2 separate regions of the Homo sapiens genome follow, and region 1 is linked to region 2. Evidence: chromatin loops called from intact Hi-C (ENCODE). Cell type or tissue: K562. All regions are shown on one strand. Each heading gives the region's core, and the rest is flanking DNA. Links, peaks and the distances in the headings are about the cores only. Region 1 overlaps LOC124903979 (a long non-coding RNA gene). Region 2 overlaps MYO1D (myosin ID).

Region 1 (10,634 bases), core at 1,149-9,148, 500 kb before region 2:
ACCTGCCTCGGCCTCCCAAGATGCTGGGATTACAGGTGTGAGCCACCGTGCCCGGCCCCAAGTAACACTTTTCATGGTAATACTGGCCTCACAGAATGAGTTGGGAAGTGTTCTCCCCTTTTCTATTTTTTGGAAGAATTTTTGAAGAGATTGATGTTCCTATTCTGTCTTGAGCCACTCCTCCCAGCTTGTTACCTCCCCTACCATACCGAAACTGCTCTTGTAAAGGTCTCCAATGTCCTCCACATTGCCAAATTCAACAATCAGTTCTCAGCCATCGTCTTACCACTCAGCAAGAGCATCTGATCTCAGCCATCGTCTTACCCTCAGCAACAGCATCTGATCTCAGCCATTATCTTACCCTCAGCAACAGCATCTGACACATTTCCTTTCTCCTCGGAACACTGTCTGCTTCTGGCCTCCACAATCTCCTGGTTTTCTTTCTGCCTCACTGGCCACTATTTTCCGGGCTTCTTTGCTGGATTGTCTTCCTCTATCAGATATCTTAATGGTGAAGAGACACAGGGCTGAGTCCTTGACACCTTTTTTCTGTCTTTTCTCAGATTTTTTGTAATTTTATTTCTCTCCTAAATTTAAACACCAACTATATGCTGAAGCCTCCCAAATTTAGAGCCCAAATATGGTCTCTCTCTTTATCTTTAGATTTATATATCCTCTGCCTATTAGACACCTTACCTTGGATGCTGAATGTATATCTCAAACTTAACATGTCCAAAATTAAACTTTTGATCTATTCCACCAAAATCTGCTATGCCCACCATCTTCCCCATCATTATTAACCACAACTTTAGCTTTTCAGTTGATCAGTCCAAAAATATCCGAGTCATCCTTATTGGATACTTTCTTTCCCTCACTCCCTACAGTCATTCTATTAGCAAATCCTGTTGGGCCTACCTTCAAGATAATCAGAGAGTGGCCACCTCTCACCACCGTCATGATCCAATTATCTCCCTAATCTTTCTCTAGCTGGGATTGATGGACTAGGCTTCTACTGGTCTCCCTCCTTCCCCCTTTGCCCACCTTCAGGCTGTTCCTGGGACAGCAACCACCTCAGAGTTTCTGTCATAAATAAATGTTGAATTTTGTCAGATGATTTTCTGCATCTATTGAGATTATCGTATAGTTTTCCTTCTTCAGTCTGTTAATATGGTAAATAACATAGTTTTTGGTTCTGTTTTGTTTTAGATGGGATCCCTGCCTCCCAGGCTGGAGTGCAGTGGTGCAATCATGGCTCACTGCAGCCTTGATCTCGGCTCACTGCAGCCTCGATCACCCAGGCTAAAGCAATCCTCCCACCTCAATCTCCCAAGTAACTGGTACTATGGGCGTGTGCCACAACGCCTAGCTGACATTTTAGAAACAAAATCTCATTATAAGGTCTCATAATGTTGCCCAGGCTGGTCTCAAATTCCTGAGCTCAAGCAGTCTCCCTGCCTCAGCCTCCCAAAGTGCTAGGATTACAGGCATGAACCACCACGCCCAGCCAACATTGATTTACAAATGTTAAACCAACTTGCTGTGCTGAGATTAACCCCATTTGGTCACGATGTATTATCCTATTCATATATGTTAGAGGTGACTTGCCAACATTTTAAGAATGTCTGAACCTATGTTCATGAGGGATATTGGTCTGAAGTTTTCTTTTCTTAAAATGTCTCAAGTGTTTGTTGAGTGTATAAATGAGAGCCTGTTGGTCCAAGGGGGGTGGGTGGGAGAGTGTATTAAGAAGGAAAAAAATAGACTGGGTGCGGTGGCTCACGCCTGTAATCCTAGCACTTTGGGAGGCTGAGGCAAGCGGATCACCTGAGGTCGGGAGTTCGAGACCAGCCTGACTGACATGGAGAAACCCCCGTCTCTACTAAAAATACAAAATTAGCCAGGTGTGGTGGCGCATGTCTGTAATTCCAGCTACTCAGGAGGCTGAGGCAGGAGAATCGCTTGAACCTGGGAGGCGGAGGTTGCGATGAGCCTAGATCGCACCATTGCACTCCAGCCTAGGCAATAAGAGTGAAACTCCATCTCAAAAAAAAAAAAGAAGAAGAAGAAGGAAAAAAAATAGCACATTTATAGGGCTGTTTCCAAAGCCCTTTTCACATACCATTTAATTGTCATAACCAAGAGGTGTAGATATTACTATCATGCCCATTATAAGAGAACTAAGACTCAAGGAGTTTAAGGAACCTGTCCCAGACCTAGCTAACCAGAAGGACTGGGACTTGAACCCATGCCCTCTGTCTGCAGATGCCATGTTCGAGGTTAGTACCCAGTGAGTGAAGACCTTTAGGGACAGGCAGAAGGGCTCCTTTCAGCTTTGATTATGCTTGTGACCATTTCCCAAGGGAAGGAGCAGAGCTTCTGCCATGAACATGATACAAGTAATTCCATGTTTCTTACTTACAGCATCTTAAGAAAACTCCAGCATGGCAGAATGAGCACTCCACCTGCAGATGCCCAGGAGAGCCTGAGACTTATTTTTAGCCAGAATAGGAAAATGCCAAATATCTTCTAGGAGAGTTGGCAGCTGGAGGGCTGCTGATACAGCTGTGTTTATATAAGCTGGTGCAGAGGGGAGAATGGTGGTTGCAAAGGAGGCAGGAGGTGCTTAATCCACCTATACACTTGCTGAGGTTTTCTTGGGAAGTTCTGGTCAGGAGTTACTGCTCAGGAGAGAGCGTCATGCAGACAGTCTGGAGATTGCCAGGAGCATAGGTGCAACTGGCTTCCTTGAGTCAGAGCATTTGTCAAAGCCGCCCTTAAATGACCTGTCCACTGGTCGTTGGCCTCTTCCCACCCTATTATCCAGGGGTAAATAAAAGAACAGAAGCTCTTTCAAATGGTGCCATTTTATTTATTTTTTGAGACAGGGTCTCTGTCACCCAAGCTGGAGTTCAGTGGCGCCATCACGGCTCACTGCAGCCTCCATCTCCTGGGCTCAAGCAATCTTCCTGCCTCAGCCTCCTGAGTAGCTGGGACTAGAGGCCCACGCCCACCCCCCACCAGCTTTTTAAATTTTTTTGTAGAGGTGAGGTCTCCTTATATTGCCCAAGCTGGTCTCGAACATCCTAAGCTCAGGCGATCCTCCCACTTCTGCCTCTCAAAGTCCTGGGATTATGGGCATGAGCCACTGCACCTGACCCTCAAGTTTTAAAGCATAGAGGTTCACCCGATTCTGACCATACTTCTCAGATGTGCTTGGTGAAAGCAATCTATAACACCCCATCCTACAGAAGCTGTCAAATAGTTTTCTCACAGAGGCAGCAAAATAAGGCTTTTAAAGGTGTTACCTATGGGCTCTCAAAGAGAATTAAAGTAAAACGTACCTTAGTAAGGATTTTTTAAAATATTTTTTAAAATGTTCAAATAAAAACAAAAGTAGAGTAAATAGTATAATGATCTCTCATGTACATGTACCCACCACTGAACTTCAACACTTACTAACATGGTCAATCTGTTTCATTGTTCCCCCACCCATTTTGGAATTATGCTGAACAAAGCCCAGATAGCCCATTATTTCATCTGAAAATACTTCAGTGTGTACCTCTAAAGTATAAAGAATCTTAAAACAAAACAAAACAAAACCACAATACCATCTTCACACTTTAAAAATGAACTATTGGCCAAGCATGTTGGCTCATGCCTGTAATCCTGGCACTTTGGGAGGTGAAGGTAGGCAGATCGCTTAAGTTCAGGAGTTCAAGCTCAGGAGTTGCCTGGTCAACATGGCAAGACCCCATGTCGACAAATACAAAAATTAGCCAGGCATGGTGGTGCAGGCCTGTAGTGCCAGATACCCAGAAGGCTGAGGTAGGAGGATTGATTGAGCCTGGGATGTCGAGGCTGCAGTGAGACCTGATGGCACCATTGCACTCCAACCTTGGCGACAGAACAAGACCCTGTCTCAAAAAAACCACAATTCCTTAAGATCAAATATACAGTGTTTGGATCGCCCCAACTCTTTAAACAAGTCTTTTTTTTTCACTTGTTTTTTTTAAGTCAGGATCAAATATATATTGCTGACGAAACCAGGTGATTTGTCCTGTAGTTTCCTATGGTATGGATTTTCCTGATCATATACCTGTGGTGTCATTCAACATACTCTTCTAAATATATTTATTCATTAATGACCAATGTATTTCCTGTGAATTGGATCTAGAGACTTGAACAGATTCACGTTCAATTCTGTAGCAAAAATACTTAGGGGGTGCTGTATACTTCCATCAGAGGCAGCAAATATCTGGTTTCTTTCTGTGATGCTAGCCTATCATTATCGCCTAGACCCGCAAATTGACTGACAATTAATTTTAAGGAACAAATGTGGCTGCAATGGCTTTCTGAGTAATACGTGCAGAAAAACACGTCCTGTAAAGTGTATTGTTTGTTTGTTTTTTGTTTTCTAGGCATGAAAACAGCCCTGGAAGTCTGCCCTGGCGCCTGCACTGAGACTAATCCAGGTCACTTTAGGGAAACTGCCCAGCTCTGGCACCGCACTGTGTGTCTGTCAGCTCTGTGGGGTGCTATGGCCTCATTTTCCCACTAGAGGACACTGTGGCTCCAGGACTTCATGTGGCGCCCAGCCAGTCTTGCTACTCCAGCACCTCTAAGGAGGCAAAGCCTTTAGTGTGCATTTATTAGGTACCAACTGGGTGCTTTCTGTATCAAGCAGAGAAATAAAAGAGGTCAAACACAAGGTCCTGTGGCATTGTTTCCTGATGTAGTTTCTTTCTTTTTCTTTTTCTTTTTTTTTGAGATGGAGTCTTGGTCTTGTCGCCCAGGCAGGAGTGCAGTGGCGCCATCTCAGCTCACAGCAACAACTGCCTCCTGGGTTCAAGCGATTATCGTTACTCAGCCTCCCAAGTGGCCGGGATTACAGGCGCCCGCGACCACACCCGGCTGATATTAGTATTTTTAGTAGAGACGGGCTTTCCGCATGTTGCCCAGGCTGGTCTCGAACTCCTTACTTCAGGTGATCCACCCGCCTCGGCCTCTCAAAGTGCTGGGATTACAGGCGTGATCCACCACGTCTAGTCGTGTTTCCTGATGTAGTTTCTTTGCATTATTTTATTTTATGTATTTGTTTATTTTTTGAGACAAGGTCTTACTGTGTTACCCAGGCTGGAGTGCCGTGGTGCAAACACAGCTCACTACAGCCTTGAACTCCTGGGCTCAGACAATCCCCCCATCTCCACCTTCTGAGTAGCTGGGACTACAGGTGCCTGCCACTGTGCCCAGCTAATTTTTAAATTTTTTATTTGTCAGGATGGAGTATCACTATGTTGCCCAGGCTGGTCTCAAACTCCTGGGCTCAAATGATCCTCCCACCTCAGCCTCCCAAAGTGCTGGGATTACAGGCATGTATTTCCCTTTAGAAAACAACAGAGGTGCTTCTCCATCTGCTGGAAACCATTTTAGCCCCTGCTGTAGGATGGCTGCCTCCTGCAAATTCGGTTACCTAGTTGTTTTTTTTTTTTTTTTTTTTTCAGACAGGGTCTCACTCTGTCGCCCAAACTGGAGTGCAGTGGTGCAGTCTTGGCTCATTGCAACCTGTGCCTCCCAGGCTCAAGTGATTCTCCTGCCTCAGCCTCCCGAGTAGCTGGGACTACAGGCGCTCACCACTACGCCTGGCTAACTTTTGTATTTGTAGTAGAGACGGGGCTTCACCACATTGGCCAGGCTGGTCTCAAACTCCTGACCTCAAACTATCCACGCGCCTTGGCCTCCCAAAGTGCTGAGATTACAGGCATGAGCCACCGCACCCGGCCGTTGGATGTTTTTTTTTTAACTGCAATATTTGGGCTTTGGGGAGTGTGAATATATCCAAGAAAGATGCCAAAGTGTATTCATCTCTGAAATAATTTATTCATTTATTCAACTCCATGTATTGAGTATCCTGGGCGGGGAAGGAATGGGGAACGGATGCTTACTGAGAGCTACTCTGTGCCAAGTACTGTCCCATCCTTTTTACCTACATCCTCACAAGATGGGTAATATTAGCCTCATTTAAATCCAAGGAAACTGAGGCTCATTGAGGTTAACCAGCCTGCTGAAAGTTATCCTGCCAGATGCAAATGGAAGTCTAAATGGATAAATATGTATGTTTTCCACCAAATCCCTCAATGCCACACTGACAAGCATGGTACTAGGATGTAGAGAAAGTAAGATGATTATAGAGACATCCTTTCCTTAAGGAGGTCATCATATAACACAGAAGTTGCAATAAATGGACAATTATAGAACTTCTAATAGGTGGGCACCCTTTCAATAAGTAGCTGACCACGCACAGCCTCCCTCTGCTGCTATGACACTGTCCTTATGCAGAGGTAGGCACTGACCACCAAGAATAGGGCCTCTGCTTGTAGTGATGCCTTTGTGTTGACTGTCCACTCACCCTCACCCCATCACCCCCATGACCAAGGTTTCTGGGGGCAACAGCATGATTCAGGCTATAACCACCAATCCGCATGGAGAATGTAGCAAAGCCAAGACAGACATCTTCCCTACTGCTCAAAATCTCTAGTTTAGGCTGGGCGCAGTGGCTCATGCCTGGAATCCTGGCTTTGGGAGGCTGAAGCAGGTGGATCATTTGAGACCAGTTCAAGATCAGCCTGGCCAACATGGTAAATCCCCATCTCTACTAAAAATACAAAAAAATTAGCCAGATTTGGTAGTATGCTCCTGTAGTTCCAGCTACTTGGGAGGTTGAGGCAGGAGAATTGCTTGAACCTGGGAGGTGGAGATTGCAGGGAGCTGAGATTGCGCCACTGCACTCCAGCCTGAGTGACAGAGCGAGAGTCTGTCTCAAAAAAAAAAAAAAGTCTCTAGTTTAATGGAGGAAGACAAACACAGACATATGCAATACCAGGACAAAGCAATGAGTTCTTGAAAATTCTGTGATAATGCAGCAAATAATTTTAAATGCCCTTCCAGTTATTCATATTTTCTTTTCTTTTCTTTTCTTTTTTTTTTTTTTGAGACGGAGTCTCGCTCTGTCGCCCAGGGTGAAGTGCAGTGGCGCGATCTCGGCTCATTGCAAGCTCCGCCTCCCAGGTTCACGCCATTCTCCTGCCTCAGCCTCCCAAGTAGATGGGACTACAGGCGTCCGCCACCATGCCCGGCTAATTTTTTTTTTGTATTTTTAGTGGAGACGGGGTTTCACCGTGTTAGCCAGGATGGTCTCGATCTCCTGACCTCGTGATCTGCCCGCCTCTGCCTCCCAAAGTGCTGGGATTACAGGCGTGAGCCACCGCGCCCAGCCGGGTTATTCATATTTTCAAGCCCACTTAGCCTGTCCCAGCCTTGTCCCTACTGCCTCATAGTTCGGCCCTGGCAGCACAACTGAATTCATATTGTCAGAGCCCAAGCTGTGTTATTTACTAAAATCTGACCAGTTGCACTAAGGAGAAAATGACAGCTGGCAGCTGGGAGAATGGACTGGCTGGTGTAAGTTGGGAAAAAGAGACACAGGTGGCAGGTGTCTAAAGAAGCAGAGCTGTGGGTGTTTGGAGAGGCCCAATCCCAAATGCCACTTCAGCTTCAGGCAACCACAGCTTCAAGGTTCCGGGAAGGAAGGACAAGCGTGGGTGTGCTCCAGCCACCACCCTCCTCCAAGTGAGTCCTGGGATAATGAATGAGCGGTCAGCCAGAGTCTTTGCTCTCTGATGAAAGGACCTCCGCTGCAGACTGTCCCTCTGCAAATACGATTGTGCCCCAGGAACCATCTGGCAAATGTGCCAGTTCCTTCAGCATTTCTGTTATTTCCGTGACTTTTGGCCCCTTTTTTTCCTGGGATATAAATTGTTGCAGCAAGCCAAGCCAAGCCAGCAGAATGTTTACTGCCGCTTTGCAGGCCTTCTCTGAGCCTGGTTAACCCCATGGCTCACAGCCTATGAGGCTGCTCACAGCTAATGATGTCTTGGATGCATGCGTCTCCCCTCTGCCGTTCTTGTGTATTTTGGAGTATGCAGAGCCAGGCATGTGAGCTGCAGCCCAGAGCTACAGTGACCACATTGAGAAGCTGGGTTTGGGGGAAGTGCATTTCTGTTGCAGGATGTCCTTCACGGAGAAGGGACAGGTTGATTTCATCTCTCTGCAGATGACGTGGACAGCTCCCCAAGGAGCCACAACAGGCCACCCCAGCTGTAGGACAGATCACGTGCTTTGGCTGCACAGGGGAGGATGCCCAACAAACCGAGACGGCCCACGTCAGCCACTGGGCCCCATTTTGCACAGTGCCACGTTCCTCCTCTGACCTGGCCTGATGGTGGGCGAGGCTGAAGAGTTATGGGTCACCTTCAGACCCTTTGAGCCAGCCCCTCAGTTTCAGTCTGCTTCGCTGATTTTCATTCAGAGAACAGATACCGGCATGTGGAAGGGGAGACTTACTCAAGTCACTCATCTCCTTGGTGATGCACTTCATGGGCAGGGAAGCCATATGGAGCCGTCAACCATAAGTCCCCTCATCCCAACCCAGGGAGTACCAGATTGTTCTAAAGGGGGGGCAGAGGAAGCAGTCAATGCAAAGACTCCCCGAATGTCACTGTCAGCCTAACAGTGGACAAGTGGGCAGTTCCAATGCAGATTCACACCTTCCTGCCTTAGTACATGCAGTTCCTTCTGTCTTGAACACATCAGGCCCCATCCACCTGGTGAACTCCTACTCAATCTTTTAAGATCCAGCTCCAGCATCACCTACTTGGACGCCTTAATGCCACCACATCCTTTGCACCCATCTCTACTTGTACCTGTCACATTGCACCTGCAGTTGTTTTTAGCTAGCATGCCTTTTCCACCTGACTTCGAGTTCACTGAGGGCAGAGAACTATGTTTCACTAATCTCCAGGTCTAGAGACTTGGTCTGTAAACGTGTTTATCAGCAGTGTTTTGGAAGGGAAAATCAGGGATTATGGAATTTAGAGATGGATTCTCCTCCAGAAATCTCTTAGTCCCTCCCACTGGTTTCACAAAAGACAAAACTGAGATTAGGAAACTGCCTTCCCCAGGGCCACAAGGCTAAACAGTGACAGAGCTTGGACAAGAGCCTAGGTCTGCTGGCCCCTTGTCCTGCTCTCAGGTACTAAGAAATCAGATCCTGCCGGGCGCGGTGGCTCACGCCTGTAATCCCAGCACTTCGGGAGGCCAAGGCACGCAGATCACCTGAGGTTGGGAGTTCGAGACCAGCCTGACCAACATGGAGAAACCTCGTCTCTATTAAAAATACAAAATTAGCTGGGCATGGTGGCACATGCCTGTAATCCCAGCTACTCAGGAGGCTGAGGCAGGAGAATCACTTGAACCCGGGAGGAGGAGGATGCGGGAGGCAGAGGTTGCGGTGAGCTAAGATCGCGCCATTACACTCCAGCACCTGGGCAACAAGAGCAAAACTCTGTCTCAAAAAAGAAAAAGAAAAAGAAAAAGAAATCAGATCCTGAACTGTATTTCCCCTGCCAGCTGGGAAGGAGAGCTGACGGTAATGAACAGGCTTCTGGGCCCGCACAGGATGGAGAAGGGTTAGAGGGACACCAATTGAATTTAGAGCTGGAAGGGATGTCATAGATCATCTAGTCTGACCCCTGCATTTACAGATGGAAAAAAAAAATGGAGGCCCATGGGGGTGAGGTGTCTGCCCAAGGTCACACAGCAAGCTGGTGAGAGAACTAAGCTGAGAACGCAGGCCTCCTAATTCCTAGGGAAGTGCCCTTGCCCGACTGAATGAACCTCCCACCCCAGAAAGATGGATGACCAAGCCCCTCCCAACCGGCTGCTATCCGAAAAGCAGATCCCTGGAGTCCTTGACTCTTCCAGGCTTTGTCTTCTCTCTGCTGGTGGTGCAACACTTAAGTAGGGTGCATTCTGCATAAATAATAAAGAATGCTTCCTTTGCAGGGAGGAAGGCCGCATCTGGGCAGGCAGTGTGACAGATGGTATTTACAATGTGCACTGAGAAGTTCTCACACAGCCTCGCTTGGGCTGTGTGGCTGAGAGATGGAGGAAACGGATTTGAGTGCCCACTGTCTCACTCCCCTGCCTGATGCTCGCAGGCAGCGGCTGCTGCTGTTACCGCTGCTCCTGCATTTCTGTTCGGGACTGCTTCCCTCACGCCCGTTGCCTCTTGCCATACTGAATATGGAGCTCCAGGATGTCTTGCTGCTGCTGCTGCTGATGCTGATGCTGCTGCTGCGGCCTCACCATCAAAAAGCCTGCCTCGTGGACCCCACGTCATTCTTCGCTGCAGCCCCTCACTGGAGCAGGTGCTGGGCTGAATTGATGTTCTTCCCCAGAGGAGGCCAACGAAGTCCTAAGAGACTAGATGCTGGGCAGACTTCCCAGGGATTCTGGCCTCGGGGAGGCCTTCTCTAGGCCTGAAGAAGTATAAATAGGACAGGTTCATTCAATGAGCAAATACTTTTTGTGAACCTTCTATGTGCCAAGAATCATTCTAGGAGTCAAAGATGCTACTGCAGGGCAGGGGCAATGCTCACGCCTGTAATCCCAGCACTTTGGAAGTCTGAGGTGGGTGGATCACTTGAGGTCAGGAGTTCAAGACCAGCCTGGCCAACATGGTGAAACCCCGTCTCTACTAAAAATACAAAAATTAGCTGGGCATGGTGGTGCACGCC
Region 2 (10,634 bases), core at 932-8,931:
ACACAGTGAAACCCTGTCTCTATGAAAAAAATACAAAAAATTAGCCGGGCGTGGTGGCAGACGCCTGTAGTCCCAGCTACTCGGGAGGCTGAGGCGGGAGAATAGCATGAACCTGGGAGGCAGAGCTTGTAGTGAGCCGAGATCATGCCACTGCACTCCAGCCTGGGCGACAAGAGCAAGACTCTGTCTCAATAAATAAATAAATAAATAAATAAATTTTCCTAGGGAAATATACAAAAACCACTTAGGTTCTAATGTTCGATAACAAATAATCTCAACCTGAAAGGTGTATTCTATTAATTTGACAAGTGAATAATTACAGGAAATTAGAGTCAGACCTCCACGGTTCAAATCTTGCCTCTACCATCTACTCACTCTGACTTCTTTAATAATTACTTATCTCAGAGAGTTGTTCTGAGGATTAAATGAACTATTGAGAACAAAGCATCTACCATACAGAGAGGTCTCCAAAATACTTAGTTCCCCTTTTCTGCTCTCTCTCTTATTAACCCCTTTTACAAACTGTTTTATTTATAAAACCCCTTAAGGAAAAGGACCCAAGAGATGTCTACACTAATGGAACATTCTTACATTTGGATACTGCAAAGTTGCAACTGATCTGAACACAGGAGGTTTTAGATTTTTCTTTATTTTTTTTGGTAATAGCAGTTATGTATTTATCATTTAACTTTTTATATTAATAATTTAAATAATAATTTTATGCTTTATTGGATTATTTGCCTGTCTCTCCATGGTAACTTTAATACGGAAGAAGCAATGTAGTCCCTAAATGAAATAACTGTCACAAGACAGAAACCTCTAATTTAACATGCCAATAAGTCTAGCTAATCAGTAACCCGTAGCAAATGATGATATCCAGCTCAACACACAGAATAGCATGTGTAATAAACAGTTCACAGTGATTAAAATATTTTGATAGTTTGATCATTTCTTTTCTTCATTAGGTAAAAATCCCAAAGAAGAAGACATTTAAAAAATCTCTATCTCAAAGAAATAAAAGGTATTCAAACTGGAAAACAGAAGTCAAATAATTCCTGTTCACTGATAACATGATCTAATACCTAGAAAACCCTAAAGACTTCCAAAAGACTCCTAGACTTGATAAGCAACTTCAGTAAAGTTTCAGGATATAAAATCAATGTACAAAAATAAATAAGCATTTCTATACACGACTGATAACACTGAAGCTAAGAACCAAATCAAGAACTCAATCCCATTTACAATATCCACAAACACTCACACAAAAGAAAACCCTAGGAATATATTTAAACAGGGAAGTGAAAGATCTCTACAAGGAGAACTACAAAACACTGACAAAAGAAGTCATAGATGACACAAAAAAATGAAAAAACATACAATGCTCATGGATTGGAAGAATTAATGTCATTAAAATGCCCATACTGACCAAAGCAATCTAAAAATTCAATGCATTTCCTATCAAATTACCAATGTCATTTTTCACAGAATTAGAAAAACAATCCTAAAGTTCATATAGAACCAAAAAACAGCCCAAATAGCCAAAGCAATTCTAAGCAAAAAGAACAAAACCAGAGGCATCACATTACCCTGTCTTCAAAATTATACTACAAGGCTATTGTAACCAAGACAGCATGGCACTGTTACAAAAATAGACATATAGATCAATGGGACACAACAGAGAGCCCAGAAATAAAGCTGTATACCTACAATCAACTGATCTTTGACAAAGTTGACAAAAATAAACAATGGAGAAAGCATACGCTATTCACTAAGTGGTACTGGGAAAAATAGCTAGCCATATACAGCAGAATGAAATTGGACCCCTGTCTCTCACCATACCCAAAAACTAACTTAAGATGAATTCAAGACTTAAATATAAAACCTGAAGCTATAAAAATCCTAGAAGAAAACCTAGGAAAAACTCTTCTGGACATTGGCCTAGGCAAAGAATTTATGACCAAGACCTCAAAAACAAATGTGACAAAAACAAATGAGACTTAATTAAACTAAAAAGGTTCTGCCCAGCAAAAGAAATAACCAACAGAGTAAACAAACAACCTACACAATCAGAGAAAATATCTGTAAATTATGCCTCCAACAAAGAACTAATATTCAGAATCTACAAGGAACTCAAATAACTAAATAACAAAAAAATCACATAACCCCATTAAAAAGTAGGCAAAGAACATGAACAGGTATTTTTCAAAAGAAGAAATACAAACAGCCAACAAACATTTGAAAAAATGTTCAACATCACTAATCATCAGAGAAATATAAATTGAAACCACAATAAGATATCGTCTTATACCAGTCAGAATGGCTATTACTAAAAATGTCAAAAACAGATGGCATGGATGTGGAGAAAAGGAAATGCTTATACATTGTTGGTGGGAATGTAAATTAATACAACTTCTATGGGAAACAGTATGGAGACTTCTCAAAGAATGTAAACATTTCTTTTAAATGGTAGTTCTAAAAATAGAACTACCATTTGATCTAGCAATTCCACTACCAGGTATAACGAAAAGATATTTGTACTCGTATGTTTACCATAACATTATTCACAATAGCAAAGTCATGGAAACAATCAATCTAAGTGTCTATCGACAAATGATTGGATAGAAAGAAAATGTGATATACATATATATAATGGAATACTATGCAGCCATAAAAAAGAATGAAACCATGTCCTTTGCAGCAACAGGGGTAGAGCTGGAGGCCATTATACTAGGTGAAATAATGTACATTTTCGCTTGTAAGTGGTAGCTAAACAATGCATATGCATGAACACAAAGATGGAAATAAGACACTGGGGACTCCAAAAGCAGGGGGTGAGAGTTGAAAAATTACATATTGGGTACAATGTTCACTATCTGGGTGATAGGTAAGCTAGAGGCCCAAAGTTTACCTTTATGCAATATATCCACGTAACAAACCTGAACATGTACACCTCCCAGATCTAAAATAATAAAAATAAATAAATAAACAAATAAATAATCACTACCTCAGCACTTGTCTTAGGGATACCAAAAGAAAGAGCCACTTGGTCTGAAAGTTGGGAAACCTGGGCTCCCATAAATTTGAAAAAGAAAAAGAAAATCCTCTCCACAGACAAATTACTATTTAGCATTTCATGTCAAATCAGTAGCAAATACTGATGTGGTATGTACAGTTACTCTTACAAATGACATGGCTGGGCGTGGTGGCTCATGCCTGTAATCCCAGCACTTGTGGAGACCCATGTGGGCAGATGAACTGAGGTCAGGAGTTCAAGACCATCCTGGCCAACATGGTGAAACTCCGTCTCTACAAAAACACAAAAATTAGCTGGGCATGATGGCAGGTGCCTGTAATCCCAGCTACTTGGGAGGCTGAGGCAGGAGAATTGCTTGAACTCGGGAGGCGGAGGTTGCAGTGAGCCAAGATTGCACCATGCACTCTAGCCTGGGCAACAGAGTGAGACTCCATCTCAAAAGAAAAAAAAAAAAAAGGAATGATATTATATTTCAAAATATTTGGTTGACACATTTAATTCAGGTATATAAATGGCCAAGGTAGAAGATATCAAAATGAGGTGGATTTGATTTCTCATGTGAGACTCATAGCTAATTTAAATGAAAATTTAAATAAGATTTATTTGACATGATTGGGAACAATTCAATTCAACTTTACAAACACTGATTAAATGTCTACCATCTGGTAGGCACCGTGCTAAGTGAGTCTCCAAACCTGAACTGTGATTATAAAGGGCATTTATAAACTTTCCCTCAAAGATAGGACATTTGCCCATGTAATCATGCCATCTTTAAAAGCATCACTCTAAATTATTTAGGTGACTTCTAACTTTGCCCAGTACTCTGTCCCCAGCACCTAGGATTGCACCTGGAAGATGAGAAGCACTTATTAGGTATTTGTGGTGTAAATAGGGAATGACTGAAGCAGTACCTCTAACCCAAAACCCTAACATGAAAGAGCAGACTGTAGTATCTGAAAGCCAATTTGTAGTAGGGTTACTATCAATCCTCAGTAACAGACCAAGGAGAATATTTTAGAAAAAACTGGCCTAAAATAAATGTCAGCTAGTAATCTATTTCTTGACGATTTGGGCTTTAGCTAGTTAATTGTGGAATTTCTCTGTTCTGATTACATAATTTCAAAGGAGATAAGTTAGAAAATAGACTTTATTCACACTAAAAAATGGCAGTGTCAGAGATTTACATGGAACTCTGGAGAGGCAGAAATGTTTGCCCCCTTTTTCTATGGATGTGAAGGAGCAAGGGCCTGTTTTCCCTTTAGCATATGGTTACTAGACAAGACTATGGGTAGGGAAGTCTCAGGGGCGATGATGATGTGTTCCTCTTCTAACACAAATTTCTTGAACAAATATTAATAGCAAACATATTCCATGCAAATGGAATATTCCATGCAAATGATATGTCCATATCAGCACAAAGGTCTGATAAGCACAATTGTCACCAATTACTACAGATATGTGATCTGTTTATCACTTTTTTAGATCCTGAAAAATGGAGAGTTAAAAGGATACCCATTTATTTAATGAATAAGTTTCTCTGTAATAACTAGAATTACAACTAGAATCTCTCTGTTTTCAAGGAAGTCATATGATCTGAAGAAGTACAGCAGAGTGCACAACACATTTTGTTACTGAGGATTACAGTAAAAAGTCAAGGACAAAAGCTATTTTCCATGCCAGAATTATCAGATGCAGGAGTAAAATTCTAGCACATGAGCAAGGACTCTACATCTATTGGTTACAAATGACATCATGCTTTCTAAAGAATCATGCTCATTTTTCCTGTTTCTACCAAATTGCATAGTCTGGAGCTCCCTCTCCTGGATTAACATGATTTTATCAATTTCTTCATACTATAAACCAGAGAGGCAGAATTTATCCACAGCAACAAATCATTTAATGAATGTTTATGACTTTTCTTTCTTATTAAAGGGGACATTCTTTTATCCCAACATATAAAGTCGTTGAACTCCATCAAACAATAAGGAGAACCTCACAGATAAAAGGAAGAAGGTGTCATTAAACACATTACCTTTCGGCTGGAAAAATGGGCGTGTTTGCCCAATTTACTGTTAAGTGCTTCAAGAAACATTTCATCGGTGACTTTGCCGACATTCATGCAAGCATCATCAAGGATTGCAATGATCCCTTTGTGCTGTTGCTCCACGAGGTCAACAATGATCTGATTGTTGAAGTAGTCAATCTGTAGGACACAGCAAGGAGGGAATTCTGAAGAGAACAGTGACCAGGCCAGGTTAAACCCTGATGCTCCCATTTGTATCAGGAGTTCAGGTAAAACTACTTTGGTGTCAAATGTGTGAATAACATTAAAGAGGTCTTACGCTAAAAAGAGTACACATTCTAACAGAGGTTTATTTTTAAATTTCTTTGTTAACTTTCTATCATGAAATACACCGTCTGAGATTAGTACAGCCCAAGGCAAAGATAATAAGGTAGACACCATTTCTCCCATTACAAACTCATTTTAATCCTGCCTCCAGATCCCACACCCAACCCTACTCCTTCATACCAATCTGCCTGCCATTAACTGTAAGGTCCACCTTCCACAAAGGGCCAACAAATAACCTTAAAGTATTATCTGATATACTACTTCATAATAAAGTTAAGGTACTACACAAAACTTGCAATTTTATAAAAGTAGGGTACAAGTTAAATGTTTAGTTCTAGAAATTTTGTGCAATATGTTCATAACGATGGCTGCAGTTGCCACAAAGTGCCTCGTTTACCTTTAAATACTGTTAATGTGTCACGCATGCAGATGGAAGGGGTGGAACTGTGCACTAAAGTGGGGGCTTTAACTGTAGTGTTTGGCAGAGTTGCCTTCTACCTGCCAGTTCAAAAGTTCTGTTTTCATGCAGAATATATATACTAAAAAATTTCAGTCTTTTAAACAGCCTTACTCTGATTCAGCCTCTTCAGATACTCTTGTGCTGTGCAGTAGTGGCTCTATGTGTAAATGCCATGCACTGAGGGTACACAAAAATATCAACATTATGTGTACAGGATAATGCCTCATCCCAATCAGATGTCCATTTGTCATTGTGTTTGTTAACAACCCTTTATCTCTTAGTGTTAAATAAACTCCACTTAAAACGGAAAAAAAAAAAAAAGAACTTGCATTTTTAGTTACATGACCCTGAATGACTAAAATCCAAAAGAGCATTTCTTTTGGTTTCCCCAAAGTTAAAAAGCTTCAATAGAATTTTGAACAATTTGAAAAAATTCAGTAGAATTTTTACATTTTTCTAGGCATAATATAAAGAATTTAATTCTGAGAAATAAATATCTATAAAAGATAAGAAAAAGCTTTTCCTTTACTTCCACAAGGTGAATGAAGTTATAAATAACTTCTGGCTTTTCAGCAACTATACATGTACAAGGTTTGTCCAACAATCCTCTGCCACACCTGTTTATTCTGACAGCCTGCAATGTACCTATCACTACACACAGAAGGCACACAAAGAAAGGCCAACTCAGGCAAGCTGCACATCTCAAAGAGGGGCAGCTTATGATCACACAGTTTAATCTTGCTATGTCCCATCTTACGCAGGAGTTACCTAAACTGATTGCTGTCTCCATTACCTTCTATAAGGTCTATATACTCATAATAGACCATTCAAGTGACTCATGTATTCCCATTTCATGCTTTAAAATCCAAGGTTTTATGCCAGTTATTTGTACATGGCTTTTAGCTCCATTTCTAGTCTTGCATGTTCTCTTCTGTATCTTATGGACTGAAACCTGTAAACTGGGTAGTTTTTACTTTGTTTTTTATACTTTTCTGATCTGTCTAAACTAAAGTTTCTCAAATAGGGGAATAGGGGGAATTTTGCTCACCAGGGGACATTTGGCAATATCAGGAGACATTTCTAGTCAAAATGGGGTAGGGGTGCTACTGTCATTTGGTGGGTAGAGGCCAGGGGTGCTGCTAAACATCCTACAATGCATAGAACAGCCTCCACAACAAAGAACTATCTGGCACAAAATCTCAGTAGTACTGAGGTGAAGCAGTGTAGGTCTAAATATTTACTTTCATTATGGGCATTTATTACATTTCTAATTAGGGAGAAAAGTTATTTCCATCTTTGGAAAAAAAATCCTAAAAATACTCAAAAAGCAGGAGCTCTATATTAATAGTTGACATCTTAGACTTCGGGACTGTGAAATTAAAGACGAAGTCTTTTGTCCCAGGGACTAAAGAATTACCTTCCCTAAAATCCCAATTATATTATTAAAAGCTATTGGTCTCTGCTAGTAACTTTCAGTTTGTAAGTTTAATACTGCTTCAAACATTGCTTAAACCAGTAGTTTTCAAACTAAGTTCTTCCAGCAACTTGGCATTCCCGTAAGGTTTCCTAAGGGATACCAGGAGCCAGAAGACTTGTGATGGGGTAGCTTAGGGACATGGGGCTCTGGCCTTTCATACCCACTCCAGATAAAACAGCTTTGTGCTTGAGTATCAAGTTCTCAATAGTTAAAATGATTTGCAAACTACAGCATCGAAAGCTTTTAAAAGTGAATGTACCAGATAACCAGACATTATGAACCTCCTGGTGGAAGTTCACACACAGTCTATGAAATGGGCTGTGGAAAAAAACTGACTCTGAATCCAGTCAAGACTCTAGATCTAACAACCAATATACAGGACATACAAGAAACAGAGAAACATATTAAATGGCACCTGAGGAATGCAATTAGCAAAATCCAGACTGTGGGGAACTCCATAACAAATGACTCATTCTCTTCAACACAAGATTGCAAAGAGAGATCATTCAAGGAAAAAAAGAAACATGGAGAAAATCTATAGATATGCAAGAGACCTATCAATCAATCATAATGTAAGAAACTTATTTGGATCCAAATTTAACCTGCAAAACAACAACCAGAAGACAATTAAGGAAATATGAAACATGTATACTGACTGGATATTTTATGATATTAAGGAATTTTTGTTAATGTTTTAGGTATGATAATGGCATTGTGATTATGGTTTTTGTAAAACTCTCTTAGAGAAATACATGGAAATATTTACTGAATAGATACCCAATTGAATAGATGAAATAATGTGATATCTGAAATTTGCTTCAAAATAATCTGGGAGTAGGTGGGTATAGTACAGATGGCATAAGACTGGCAATCAACTGGTACGTGTTAAAGCCAGGTGATGGGTATATAGGGTTTACTGTACTATAGTCTGTCTTCTTAATGTGTGTTTAAAATTTTCCATAATAAAAAATCTTTTAAAAAGAATCACTATGTTTAGAAGTTTGGGGTTTTACCCAGAATAGAGATTCTAATTGTGGGGGGATCTGCCATGTAGTAAGTAACTGTTACCTTGGAGTTAGCCTTCTGCTCCCTCTAGGACAAATAGTTCTTGGTTTATTTAGCGAAAATTTTTTGCATTTTGGGATTCTTAATTCTTTTTGAGATGTTTGGAACAGTCCACTGCATTACTTACCCTGTTGTCAATTATGTCTGTGAAATTTGATATTCTGATTGTGAAAGGATATTTTTGACTAGTACCTTGGAATCACATTTGAATAACAAGTTTTATGATTAAATTTGGTATTAAAAATCCAAGCTTCAGTTATACCGTGTATTATATTATACAACAGTTTCATTCTTAGAAAGCTTCATATACACTTAATTGAACTGAATTAAATTTTAATTGTATTAGGAGAGTTCATTATTTAAGTCAAACTATAGATAATTCTTATATAAAATAGCCCTTTGGTTTATATGCAGATAGGTAAAATTTATGCCAATATACCTGAGCAACTGTTTTATGGTATTCTAACGTTTAACACATGATGGAAGGCAGATACAATTTTGAGGCGGGAAAGCTATTTGTTATATCACTGTCTCTTTATTTCAGAATGAGAGGAAATAGAAAATAGGTAGGAAGGAAGATAAAAGTCATTTAAATATAGTATTTCAAATATTTTTTTGCTGCTATTATATTGGATAACAAAAAACAAATACTGGCTTCATTTCTATTCTCTGGCAAGAGGATGAACAATCATATAAACTCAAACTACAGAAACTTAAAAGTTTTTGTATTTTTCAAGTTTATTCTCAAAATTGCTTAAAAATACAAACTTACAAGAAAAATTACTATGTCTCATTTCTATCATAAACAGAAGGTCTTATCACAGGAAATTTAAAAACCAAACAAGTCATGCCTTTTAGCTTTGATCTCTGTGGTTTGCACTGTGCACCCATTATACTTTCCAGCTATATCTTACCAGATTAGTTTGCCTCTGACAAATACAAAAGTTCCCAAAGATTGATTAGAGTAGAGGTGATAATTGAAGTGTAATACACAAGAAAATGCAAAGTAAAACAAGTATTTTAATGTGTAGGTTTCAGAGAATATAAACAACATTAACTGAAGACAATAAAATACCATATAGTCTACAAAGTAGAAGAGGAGAAAAAGGAGGAAAAAGGGAAGAAGAAACTAGATTCTGAAGCAAAGTTCAGCCAATTTAAGGTATAACTTAATAAAGTATGCTAAACCTAACAGACAGATATAAACCAGTAAGTCCACGTGGTAGCAGCCATAAAGTGAAAACAGGTTTACTGGTTCTAACTCAGGATGTTCTGGGCATCAACAAGGCAGTCTATCAAATTATAGCAATCCCACCTAAAAATGATGAAATTAATTGTATTTACATATCCCAAAAAGGAAAGCTAAGGTTCAGATGTTTCAAATACCCCCAAAAGATCAAGAAATACCTAAAATAAAATTTGACATTATCAATAATATGAGAAACACATGAAGGCATTTTCCATAAGAGTCCACTCACATGTTTCCAGGGGATCCCTTCCCGCTGGTATTCCTCTTGTTCTTGCTTCAGAACCAGCTGAATAAATAGCTGCTGCAGTTTCTCATTGCAGTAATTGATACAGAATTGTTCAAAACTACAAGAAAAGGAATAAATTAAGTTTCAACAAATAGAAAACAGGCAACAAGGTTTTAAGTATCTTTTCCAGTTTACCTGTTGTTGTCAAAGATTTCAAAGCCATAGATATCCAAGACACCAATAACAGTGTTTTTCCCATGGATTGTGGTGTCATAGTTCTTGACCTCAATAATATCATTGATGCGAGTAACGATCCAACAAAAAAGGCGCTCATATATTGCCTGCAAGGAAAATAGCATCATAAATGCTTGCCAATTTGGGAATGAGTCCTCTGTTTGGATTTGTGATCAGTTTTAAATTCCTGTCCACCTTCTCACTGTTTAGCATAGCCATTACTGGCCTCAGCAGAACAAATGAAAATGTAGACTGTCCATTTAAAAAAACCCAAACTACCTGATGTATGCAAAACTAAAGTAAATAGCTTGTATTTTTAAAAGATTATTACCGGTCATTATACCAATTCCAACGACACTCTCCAGGCATGTTTCCCTGCCCGGCTATATCAATAGTTTGCCTGATCCCTTGAATAAGCCAGTTCATTGCTTTATTATTAATTTCATCAACTATAAAGAGTTGAGAGCTAGTGAGTTAATATCTATGATCCACTAAAGCTATATGAATTCTAAAAAATATAAATATTGATTTCTAATGCT

Evidence for each region. A loop is a pair of places that touch in the nucleus more often than their neighbours do. Peaks named below come from ENCODE experiments on the same cell type or tissue, not always from the same donor. Only the 100,000 strongest peaks of a DNase experiment are listed, where the experiment ranks them.
Region 1: a loop joins it to region 2, with 6 times the contacts of the local background. A loop is called at or near these places in 13 of 110 quality-filtered maps.

The regions. Positions count from the first base shown.
Region 1 is chr17:32,248,667-32,259,300 of GRCh38, forward strand. LOC124903979 (a long non-coding RNA gene) reads left to right here. Exons shown (of 2, transcript XR_007065709.1): 2 at 4,419-4,708. LOC105371731 (a long non-coding RNA gene) reads right to left here. Exons shown (of 3, transcript XR_934665.2): 3 at 9,368-10,376. Among named protein-coding and RNA genes, the nearest start is that of RHBDL3, 12 kb to the right of the region's middle. In K562, for the core only: a CTCF peak has its summit at 4,558 (motif pointing right); a DNase peak (open chromatin) is centred at 4,585; H3K27me3 peaks cover 4,094 bases.
Region 2 is chr17:32,750,426-32,761,059 of GRCh38, forward strand. It overlaps MYO1D (myosin ID), which reads right to left. Exons shown (of 22, transcript NM_015194.3): 9 at 10,057-10,202; 10 at 9,865-9,979; 11 at 5,067-5,237. Among named protein-coding and RNA genes, the nearest start is that of MYO1D-DT, 120 kb to the right of the region's middle. In K562, for the core only: a CTCF peak has its summit at 4,853 (motif pointing left); a DNase peak (open chromatin) is centred at 4,806.